2 separate regions of the Homo sapiens genome follow, and region 2 is linked to region 1. A link is a contact called in ENCODE Hi-C data. All regions are on one chromosome and are shown on one strand. The core of a region is the stretch at or near the end of the contact, and the rest is flanking DNA. Distances in the headings are between cores, read along the strand shown. Region 1 has its middle 35 kb from the start of DAB2. Region 2 has its middle 140 kb from the start of LINC02104.

Region 1 (5,919 bases), core at 295-2,794:
TGAAATGGCTTTTTGTCCAACGGTAGAAATATATAAATTACCCGGATTAAAAAGCATGTGGAGACAAGAGGATACACTCAATTCCTGTCACTGAACATGCAGTGGATTTAGAGGGAGCCCGGACTGTGATGTACAGTGTGCCCTACAGGTCTTTCTGGACCTAAGGGGAAAAAATGTCCTTCAAAAATAACGTAGTTATTGACGTCAGTAAGTCTGAAGTAAAACAATTACGTGCTTTCAAGTCATTTTGTTGCAAACAGCTATGCATTGAGAGTCAGCTGAACGTCTGACATTATCCTAGAAGTTGTGCAAAGGCAAAAAGTTTAAGAGTCAGTTCCTAGCCCCAAGAAATATACAAATGATTTGTCAGGCAATGTATGCACACATGAAACATGGCAATGTTCAGGGCAGCATGTGATTGACTGCCAAAGTGTCTCGAGCAGGAAGTACCAAGGGAGGATGGAGATGGTAATAATCAGGGTTGGGTGGAGAATATCTGAGGAAACTGCACTTGATTTGGGCCTTGAAGAGTAATTGACTGGATTTAGATTTATCTAGAAAGGTCGTTCCCAGCAGAAGCAACAAGAACAACAAGCTTGGAGGTAAGAAGGGACATGGCATGATTTTGTGTCTGCAGAAAGTAATATAAAATTGGAAAATAATGTTCTTTCAGTATCGTAGGGCAGGAACATGGGGAGATTTTGACAATCAATTGAGGAGACTGGAACAGGAGAGGATAATGTATTAGAAGATTATGTATGCAAATATATGTATTTGTATATGTACATGTGTATTTATCAGCTGAGAAATATGGCATTAGATGATTATATATATATATATATATACACATATATATGCATACATATATATATTTGCAGCAGGTAGCACCTAAATTTTATAAACATTAAAGAACTTTGAAGTCAGAGTATGTGTTCACCCTATTCTTTTATCCAAAAACTCATATTTATCAAAACATAGCAGGATTCTTTTGACTAGGAACTTTCAGACGATGATGAAAGGGTTTTACTAACAATAATTCCATCCACACTCTCAAATAAGAATTGTATGCAATTTATCTTTCTAGTTATAAACAATGATTTACAAGAAACCATCAGTGTGTTCTACTAAGCAACTAGTCATAACACTTTATCTGTGTGGCTACGACCTATGGAAACAGATCTGATCCTGTCTGGTGCTCTTCTAATGTGGGCAGGATGATTGACATACTATGATGCCTAGTTGGGCTGGAATGTCCATATCTTACTTCAGGGTCCTTATTTCTAAGTCTAGGTCACTGCTCATGCCACTACTAGCTCAAAGCCTCACTTTTATAGATTGAGTTCTTCATAAAGTTCTGCTTCCCTCCAGTAGCCCCCTCAAATGCTGACCATAGCTTTACTGTGTCTATATGTGCCTTCTCCCTGGCAGCTGCGTTTCCTCTGAGAGAACAGCGGTCTTCTGTCTGCTGTGGCAAGCAAGTCACTTCTTCTTGTAGTGAGAACTGAAACCAGAACCATCATGTGCCACTTCCTGGACACCTCCTATTAAATATTAAAGTCCTCTCACCACAGAAGCCGGAGTTTAGTGGTTAGGGGCACAGGTTCTTAGATATGAACATCAGTTGCAACCTACCAACTGCATGCTCTTGGACAATTTACATTTCTGTGTATCAGCTTTCCTTTTTCTTTAGAATGAGATATTAATAGTAGCAACCCAGAATTGTCATGAAGCCTAACTAAGTTTTTATATATAAAGAGAGTTAGAAGAGGGCTTGGAATGTAACAATAACTCAATAAATATTGGCCTATTATGATTATTGTTTAATCTCTTTATGTACTAATATCATGTACATTACACATGTACATCAATAACTAGCTAATTAAAAGTCTCCAAAATAGATTCTAACATTTAGATTTTTATTATTATCATTTGACTAGTTATTTGAATATTTCTGTCCATATTTACTTATATGCATCTGTATGAAAGGCAATATCAACATGAAAGAGTACTGTTATCACGTAGGCTTAACCCTTCTAACTATGTGGGGAAAAAAATCTTGCTAAGAATTAGGAAACTACAGAAGTCTTTTAGCAACCCATGCAATTGACAAACTTGAAGGTTCAAAGTGGAATAAAATCTGATATTCTTAACTACTTTTGTGGCTATGTTCTTGCAAAACTTCTAAATTTATAAAAGGTGTCCATCAGTTAGTTGAGAAGTCTCTCAACCTGTACTCCAGGAAGAACTGAAACAATGTAAAGCCATGTAATTCTTATAGATGATCTTGTTATAAAGACAGAACTTTCGTATATGAAAAAACTAAAGGGCAACACAAAATTGAGCATATTATGGGAGGTCAGGAAGGAGTGAGCTCAATAGGCTTAAATTGTAGTGTGAAGGATGTGGCATAAATATCAGGAAACATTTATGAACAGTAAATGCTATTAAAATGGGGTCATTACAATCTTCTTCCCCAAGAGCTCTCAGCAAATGTGGATTTACATGTAATCCTGCTTTAGCTTGATAATTCATTGCATACCTTGGAGGCAAAGGGAGTGGATTTGATTATCTTGTTAAGGATCCTTTGGTCCTCTGGTGTTATAATCCTGAGAGAAACCTCTTGGTATTCCTCAATCTCATGTTTCTCAATGAAAAACAAGAGAATGGTATGTTAAACTGCATCTACAGCTCTGAGATCTTTATGCTAACTGTGTTATAAACAGCATGAACTCAATGAACTTATTACTACTAAGGGAAGTTGATGACTTGAAGGAAAATGAGAAATTCTGAAATTTAATGTTTAATTTTTTATTAATTTTAAATTCTTAATTTAAATCTTTAGGAATTAAATCTTTTCTAGCATTCCTTGATTTTGGAAACATTTACTTGTGACCAAAAGCATTCTACAATTTTTAAAAAACATGTTATCCTGTTTCAGTAAAGTTATTCTTAAAGATGAATGTTGACTAAGGAAGCAAAAACACAATTGTGAGACTGAATCAGGTATTTATTTTAAAAGTATTACAGTCATCTCTTCAGAAAAAAAATATAGCAGTAGGCACTTCTCCCCATCCCAACCCCATGATCCAACCTAACTTCTAAGGTCCCCATAAGAAATGTGTTACTATTGATCTCATGAATAACCCAGCTTGTATTTCTAGTTACAATGTACACAAACATGGAAGGGATTATTAAATGAATACTTTATACATCTTTTCTGATGTGATTTTATAGATAAAAAATTTCTCCCATTGTATTCATTTGACAATTATTTATTGAGCACATAAAATATGCCAGGTGCTGTGTTGGACATGACCTTGAGACAAAGATAAAAAATAAACAAACAAGAAACTATGCAGTGATGATGTATGCTGTGATGTAAATGGAATGATGGGATAAGATGTGTTTGAGCAAGAAGGGCTACTAAGTTGGGCAATATTCCCATCCTTGGCCTGATTCCATTCCAACTAATTTCTCTCCCATGTCTTGCTCTGCTCTGTACTGTGGTGGGGCTGACCCCCGCAGGCATTTCGCTGTCTCCTGTGTTAGCTGATTTAAGGCTGGATTTAATAAAGGAACCACTGATACGAGAATGGAGTACTGGTAGAAGGGAAAAGCTAGAGTACTTCTGCCCTCTCTCTCTGCCTTAGACGGCATCTTCAGCAGGGCTGCATACACCCCCTGGCTCTCACCAGATGTGTTTGATGTAATTCTAGCTTCTGCTGTGGTCCCTGAACTCCAGTAAACTCACCTCCACTTTTTGTCCCTCTGGACTAGGATTGGTAGTGACTTTCTGCTTTTATTAATCTCTTGGTTGTTTTACCACCCCCTGTTTGGCTTCTTAGCTCTTCAACCATGTTGATAACCAATACTATGTATTATATTTCCTGTGTTTTAAACACTTAAGCATTATTGCATTTTCCTGGGTGGACCCTGACTGAGACAAGGAATCAAGAAAGGGTTAGCTGAGGAAGTGAAATGTAAAATAAGAACTAGAGAATGAAAAGAATCCAGACATGCGAGTCTCAAGAAGGAGGATAGTCCCAGCTGATGAAAGTGAAATTCATAAAGGAAGAATAAACCTGAACTCTTCAAGGAGCATAAGGCAAGCCAGTGTGGCTGTGTCACCATATGAGAAGGGGAGAATAGTTAGAGCCGAATAGGAGAATAATTAGAGTGGTAGATGGTATAGGATCACATAGATTCCTATTCCAAGCATGAGGGAAATGGATGTACTTTGATTTGGATTATTTATTTATTTATTTATTTATTTATTTATTTATTTTTGAGACAGAGTCTTGCTCTGTCACCAGGCCGGAGTGCAGTGGCACAATCTTGGCTCACTGCAACCTCTGTCCTGGGTTCAAGCAATTCTTCTGCCTCAGCCTCCCGAGTAGCTGGGACTACAGGTGCACGCCACCACACCCAGCTAATTGTTGTATTTTTAGTAGAGGCAGGGTTTTACCACTTTGGCCAGGATGGTCTCGATCTCTTGACTTCCTGATCCACCCTCCTCTGCATCCCAAAGTGCTGGGATTACGCACATGAGCCACTGTGCCGGGCCATGATTTTGATTTTTTTTTTTTTTTAACAATTAATCTGGCTTCTTTCTGGATAATGGGTTAAATGTTAGGAGAGAAGATAGTTCAGGGTAGTAACAAGGAGATGGAGAAAAGTGAACTGATTCACAAAGAATTTTGTAGATAGAATTGGCCCAACTTACCCAGTGGTGTCAATGTCAAGGATGAAAGAGAAGAACTAAGGATGAATCCTAAATTTTCATCTGAACAACCAAGTGGATGATGACATCAACTGAGAGGGAAGAATGAAGAGGCAGCAGGTTGATGGGAAAGAAGAGCCCTGTTTTGGACCTGTTAGGTTGAAACGCCTCTCAGACCTCCTGGTAGAGATATATAAGAGGTAGCGTGTATATGAGTCTGGAGTTCAGAGGAGAGGTTAGAGCTAGAGATATAAATTTAGGAATTGCTGGCATATAAGTGGTTTTTAGACCTGTGGCTTAGATAACATTGCCTATGAAGAGAGTCAAATTTGAAACAATTCATTATAAGCCATCAGTTATTCTCCCACACACAGGGTTTTGAAGGGGGAAAAGTCATTAGACATACCACATTTTTTTAAAAAATAGACTTTTAAAAGAAGAAGTAGAAGCATTGTGGGGCATGTGTGTTTGCTGAAAAATAGTCTGAGAACCCAAAGGCTAATGCTACACAATTTATTTGATTAATGTAGACAGCTTTTCATATAATTTAGGATGTATGACAGATTGCCTGAATGGTTTTCGCCATTTACATGGTCTAAGTGAAACAGATGCTAATTAGAAACTCTTTTCCTTAGGAGACATAAATTTTCCAGGAAATCAGTCATATTTGACACACTGTCTGAAATGAATATACAAATATCAATTGACCTTGAATATTACAAAGTTTTAACAACTTGTCTTCCATTTACTATGTCCCTACCCGGACAAGAACTGATCATTACTCTGTAATAACCTCACAGGTATTCTGAGTGTAGACATTGAGAAATCTTCAGCTTCTTACTGTCTTTGACATTCCATGTTCAGAAAGTTGGCTGAGCATGACATTGACTTTATGCAGTTCATGTTCTCCTGTAGTCCTGCTGCCATGGTTCTGCTGGGATGGTGCTCAGCTTCTCTCATCTGGACCACCTTCTTCCTTCTGGACAACCCTTTCTCCAATGCCATCCTCTTCAAGTGTGTCCTCACTGCCATCCCAAAAGCATCTTGTCTTAATATCCAGAAACCCCTAAAATGGCTTTCTAATTAAAACCTAATTTCATTTTCTGTATCTCTTATCCTCCAACAGAGCATCCTGCACTGCCTTACTCAAAATATCAACCTCCTGCACATCTCCAAAACATCATGAGCTGCTTGTGTGG
Region 2 (5,956 bases), core at 3,158-5,657, 200 kb before region 1:
CATGCAAGGCTGTGACTGGACCAGGTATACTGCTAGCGGCTTCTGCTGTGGGCGCCGGTGTCTGGACAAGGGGAGCGCTGTGGTGCCTGGAAACCAGGAGACACCAGCAACCACGGAGCCCCAAGGGGTTGCGGGGAACGCGGGGGGACTGGGGTGAGAGTGGGAGCGGGGGCGGGGCCTCTCTCCTTCCTGCCGCCCGCAGCTTGGCGAATGGAGTAGGGGTAGGGGGTATGTTTTCAGCCCGTTTGTGTTATAGCGCATTCAGTCTGTCTTGCTCCAGCCCATGGCTCCTGGACTGGCCTGGCCCTGCCACCACTTCCCCTCACGTGGGGCGGCTGCCCTATGCCGGCAGAGGGCAACAGGACTATAGTGTTACAGCCCTAGCTCAGGGATTCCCAAGGTCTGGGGTCCCAGAAAGGTCCCTGCTCTTCACTCCTGCAGCCCCACAAACAGGAGCATGTCACCGCCCGCAGCTTGGTGAGCCAGCCAGGAACGTGTTACAGCCCCTTTTGCTGTGACCCACAGCTCAGGGAGCCAGCCAGGAGTATGTTACACTCCCTTTTGCTACAGCCCGCACCACGGCAGGCGCTGGTCAGGAAATTGTTGCAACCCTTTTAGCGCCCACCGTTTGGCGAGTCCCAAGTTCTTGTTCCATATCCAGGAAGAATGAGGTTACTTGGACAACTGGAGGGTGCCCAAGGTGGAGAAGAGTTTAATTTAGTGACAGAACAGCTCTCAGTGGAGAGGAGACCCAAAGTGGGTAGCTCCTACCTGCTGGCAGGTAGTCCCAGTGTGTGTTTGAGTACAGCTGAATCTTGTTGTTTGTTTGTCTTTTTAATTTTTTTGAGACAGCGTTTCACTCTTGTTGCCCAGGTTGGAGTGCAATGGCAGTGGCTCACTGCAACCTCCACCTCCCAGGTTCAAGTGATTCTCCTGCCTCAGCCTCTCAAGTAGCTGGGATTACAAGTGCCCACAGCCATGCCTGGCTAATTTTTGGGTTTTTAGTAGAGACGGGGTTTCACCATGTTGGCCAGGCTGGTCCCCAACTCCTGACCTCTGGTGATCCACCTACCTCGGCGTCAAATCTGGGGTTTTTATGGGCTCAGAATGGAGGAAGTGTGTGCTGATTGGTCCATGGGCGGACCTGGAAAAAGCATCATCTGATTGGCTGAAAGGCATCAAGGAAGTTCTTACTATAGGTTGTGGACTACACCCTGAACTGGCACCCCACTTTTCAGGTGTAGGTTGTCTCTATCCTGAAGGTCAGGCTTCACCAGGGACCCACCCTTGTCTGCCTAGGAATTTATCTGCTTCCGACCACTATCAAAAATAGATATATTTACTGTAAGAACATGCTAAATGGCCACATGCTCAAATATTTTTACTGGTATATGAGAGTAATCAAAATCCTGGAGATACAACATTGAGACTACAAAGAAGCATGTTCCAGCTTACACAGTAAAAGAGTTTGTATAATACATTAAATATCATTGGCCTCTGTATCTAACCCTTACTCCCTAAATATCTTACTTCAACTGCTTTCATCTTGCAAACTTACCCAATTTCCTTTATGGAGATAGTAAAATAATATACAAATGAATTCGTATAATAATCTTATCCAACTCACTGGTCCTTTCAAAGAAACCCAAAGCAAGTTCCTTGAAAATCAAGTATGGTACCTGATTAAATCATAGTTATATGCTACACAGACATTTTTAACGTAATTATGAATTATGATTCTTTCAGCATCTAAATTTTAGCCTGCATTTACAATGTGAAAACCAAACTGCTGCATTATGAAGAACAATAATAGTAATAAGCATAATGATTATATATCATGACATTTCACACATTTAAAATAACCTAATTCTCTGTCTAGGAAAACTGCAGCTTCAAAGACTCGAGCCCTGCATTTAGAATCAAAAGACCTACTTTTGTTATGATTTTATTGTCTAACTGGAGACAAACCATTCCCCACCTCTGCTGTAATTTCTTCATAGGGAAATTGAGGATATCCACTCTGCCCATTGCAAGAAATTGTTGAAAGGATCAAATACTATTCACATGCTTCATATAAGCTATAGTAATTTATTCATATAACATAGTATTGTTATTTGATCACATGGCCCATGTACAGAGTTTAGACATGAGGTTGTAGAAATATAAAGAACAGAAAGATATATAAAGAATGGGAATATAAAACTTATAATGCTCAGTCAAAAAAGGCATAGTTTAGATGGTCAAATGTTATGATGGGTTAAGTCCCAGTCATGTTCAAGCCTATGAAGTATATACACTGCATTAGTGGCTCAACTAATATTTTGTATTTGAATACTAAATGAAGCCGACATTGGCAAGTAATCAGGGCATTTATTACATAATCACTTACCTAGAAAATCAATAAGAATTCAAAACGGACTCATTGGCTGTTATTTTTGAAAGTTTGCTGTCCTAGGTTGCAATCATTATGTTTAACAGTGATTATGAAACAAGTCACACAGGTAATTTCTCTAAATTATTTAGCTTCACAAAGATAGATCATAATTTGTCTGTATTTTGCATTTTTACAGACATTTGCCGCCTTAAATCCCAGGAAGTTTTGTAGAGTTCATTTGAGCCTGTATATCACATTACTCAGTACCTGTAGTAAACAGCAATATAATTCACTATCAGTTCATAAATATTATTTTGCCTAATTTTATATAACATTAAGGGCTTCTGTTGGGCAACTGTTTTGGAATAATAAGAGTTGAGCTAATACTGATCATAAAAGAAGAAAAAGCATAAATATTTGAAACAGACCTTTTTCTGTAAGTATCAGATAGTAAGTATTTTCAGCATATTATACAGTCTTCGCTGCAACCACTCAACTCTGGCATTGCTGTATTAAAGCAGCTACAGACAATACATAAACAAACGGGCATGGCTGTGTTCCGATAAAACTTTATTTACAAAAAGAAACAATAGACCAGATTTGGACTGCAGAACATATTTTGCTAACCCTGATCTAAAGATTATTTGATCAAGTGCAGTGGCTTACACCTATAGTCCCAGCACTTTGGGAGTCCAAGTCCAGAGGATTGCTTGAAGCCAAGAGTTTGAAATGAGTTTGGGCAACGTAGCAGACCTCATCTCTACAAAATTTTTTTTAAAGCCAGATGTGATGGTGCATGCCTGTAGTCCTAGCTACTTGGGAGATGGAGGTGGGAGGATCTCCTGAGCCCAGGAGTTCAAGGCTGCAATGGGCTCTGATTGCATACCTGCATTCCAGCTTGGGTGACAGAGCAAGACTCTGTCTTTAAAAAATAAAAATAAATAAATAACATTTTTTAAAAATTATTTGAGAGCACTACCAGGCATTGAGTTAATGAGTTTTGTAGATTACTTTATCCCTTTGTTAAAATTAGTCCTTGTCTATTCTAAAATTAACTGCTTTATATTTTAACTATTGACACCCATTTCTACTTTTCTTGTATTTATTAGATATTTTTAAAAGATACTTATCTTCTTTATAATACTTAATCTCACTTGTATTAGCTTTCTGCCCAGAGTATGTTGTATTTAGCTATAAAACATAACATATAAACCAAGAGCTTCAGCAAGGCATTATGCTGAAAGGAGTAAGAAGTAAAGATGCTTTTCTTCTTAGAATTCAAATTCAGGAAATAAAATGGTACAGACAGAAAAGATACGAGGGACACTCAACAAGAATTAATAATTTTTATAAAGGTGAAACCGGCCCAGTTGTCCCATAGACAGTTTTGTTGTTGTTGTTGTTGCTGTTGTTTGAAGAAACAGAGAAAGTAACCCTTCTGGTCTTAAAGCTTGAAACTTACATTTGTTTCATGAGTTCCTTCCTCAGGAAATTACCCTCAGGCCTCTCAAAAATGATCAAAGAACTGAAACTCACCAGATCACTGCATCCAGACAATGAGATGCCAGAACCCTCATTCATCATGATTGCTTCCTTACCATGCCCCAGTTTTGGTTTTCCCACACATAGTTACATTTCTTCCCTGTTACACAAACCCTAATTTTAGCAGGTCAGGGAGATAGATTTGCCACTGATCTCCCATCTCCTTGGCTGCAGCACTGATTAAACCCTTCTTCCCTAGCAATGCTCATTGTCTCAGTGGTTGGCTTTCTGTGGGGCCAGCAGCAGGACCACCAAACCCCTGGTGTTAAGGTAACAAAGGTAGTAGAAACATTTATTCTAACACTTTTAAAAGACTAAGGAAGAATTTATTCAAGACTATTGCATGGGGCTATTGCAATAGATGAGAGAGATTGGGATTACCAAATACAACAAGAACAAGTGGAGTCACTGGAATACAGCCAATGACTAATGTGAGGGGGTCAGTGGAGAGAAATTTCCTGAGGGTAAATAACTAAGACATCAGGAGTAGAGGTATTCTTGCTAAACACACCAAATAAGATTATTGCTAAAGACAGGCCAAGGACTTAGACATCAAGAGTAGGGGATGAAAAAGGGTGATTAGATATCAAGGGTAGGGAGACTTAATAAACAAACTTAGCAGGATTCTTCCTAAAACTTACTAGGTAAACCAAAGACAGGACAAGGGTCAAGGTCAAGGCCAAGTTGAAAAGCTCAGAGCTTTTAGACCTACCTAAAGTCTGACTAAGAAGAGAGTCTTTGTCAGAACTAATAGGCCAAAAGAGAAGATAAACTGAAAATCCAATGATGATACAGTCATATAAAAAATAATCTAGCAGACAGTCTCTCAGGCTTCCAATGCGAATATTTTTTAACACAACGTTTTCCACAGATTTTTAAATAATTGCTGCAGAAGAGATTCTTTTTAATATTATGGAAATGGAAGATAACATACCTAATTTCAGATACATGTAATCTGTGCATTTTAGCCTTTTTAATTTTACCTCTGTTTTATTTTTGTTACTTCCTTTCATTTTTATCACACTCAAAATATTTCATTTTTACCAAAGGTGATATCTGAATTGACTGTCACTACGTATTTTTCTAAACACATTTTCTTACAACTATTTAGATAAATCAGACATTGAGCCATATTTTCCATATTTTATATTTTACACTACCATATTTTCACATTATATTCAATATAAATGTACAAAATTTTCATGTAAAAATTAATTTTAAAAATTTACATTACTCGTTTTCAATTTTGATAACACTTTCTAGGATGTAGACATCCTACTACACCAAGACGATTCAGCAACTTTAAAATAAACCCACTAAGAATCTTTAATGTTGTCAAAATAATGTCTTCTTATGGGAAGAAGCTGTCAGTGGCATCTCACACTTAATCTCTTTGGCACCTCTCTTTGGATATTGAGAAAAGCTTTCCTAATTGGCTGTGTGGGAGCTTGGACTTGGTATTTAGATCAGAACCTGCCAGGACTGAGCAGGATTATAATGAGTATTATAATCCTGACTCTTATTAAATGCTTTTTTTTCCAGAAGAGTTCCTTTAACAACTCAAATAACTATGATGGGCAGACTTTGAACTTAAAGAAAAGAACACTTAAATGCACTTCCCCAGCAAAGAAACATTTAATTTTTCTTACACGAAGGCTTGAATTACCCATTTTGCTTCCATTATAAGCATCATAGTCATAGTAACTGAGTTTTAAAGGCTTAGATTGTGTAACTTCATTTTGTTTTGTGTTTCTCTCGGTTGCTAGATCTCCACATGAGCACGTACTTCATAGAGAAACTAATTTTTCCGGTGCCATACACGCTGTCTTGGCTTATCCTAATAGCTTTTATTAGGTGGTATGGTATTTTTATTGTGATAAAAAACACATAACAAAATGTATCCTCTTAACAGTTTTTAAGTGTACAGTGCAGTATGATTAACTATAAATACATTGCTGTACAACTGATCTCTAAAACGTTTTTCCTCTTTCATGACTGAAACTCTACATCCATTGAACAACTCTCTGTTTTCTCCTCCCC

Evidence for each region. A loop is a pair of places that touch in the nucleus more often than their neighbours do. Pooled maps may share reads with other maps.
Region 2: a map with no recorded cell type shows a loop between it and region 1 (12-fold over the local background). The contact joins two enhancer-like sites. A Hi-C loop is called at or near these places in 3 of 37 single-sample maps with no recorded cell type and 3 of 50 pooled maps.

What each region holds. Positions count from the first base shown.
Region 1 is chr5:39,456,761-39,462,679 of GRCh38, reverse strand. No RefSeq gene overlaps it. Among named protein-coding and RNA genes, the nearest start is that of DAB2, 35 kb to the right of the region's middle. Within about 2 kb of position 1,544, at least 5 of the 41 ENCODE cell types and tissues checked have a DNase peak (open chromatin) inside an H3K27ac peak, as active enhancers do.
Region 2 is chr5:39,659,627-39,665,582 of GRCh38, reverse strand. No RefSeq gene overlaps it. Among named protein-coding and RNA genes, the nearest start is that of LINC02104, 140 kb to the right of the region's middle. Within about 2 kb of position 4,407, at least 2 of the 41 ENCODE cell types and tissues checked have a DNase peak (open chromatin) inside an H3K27ac peak, as active enhancers do.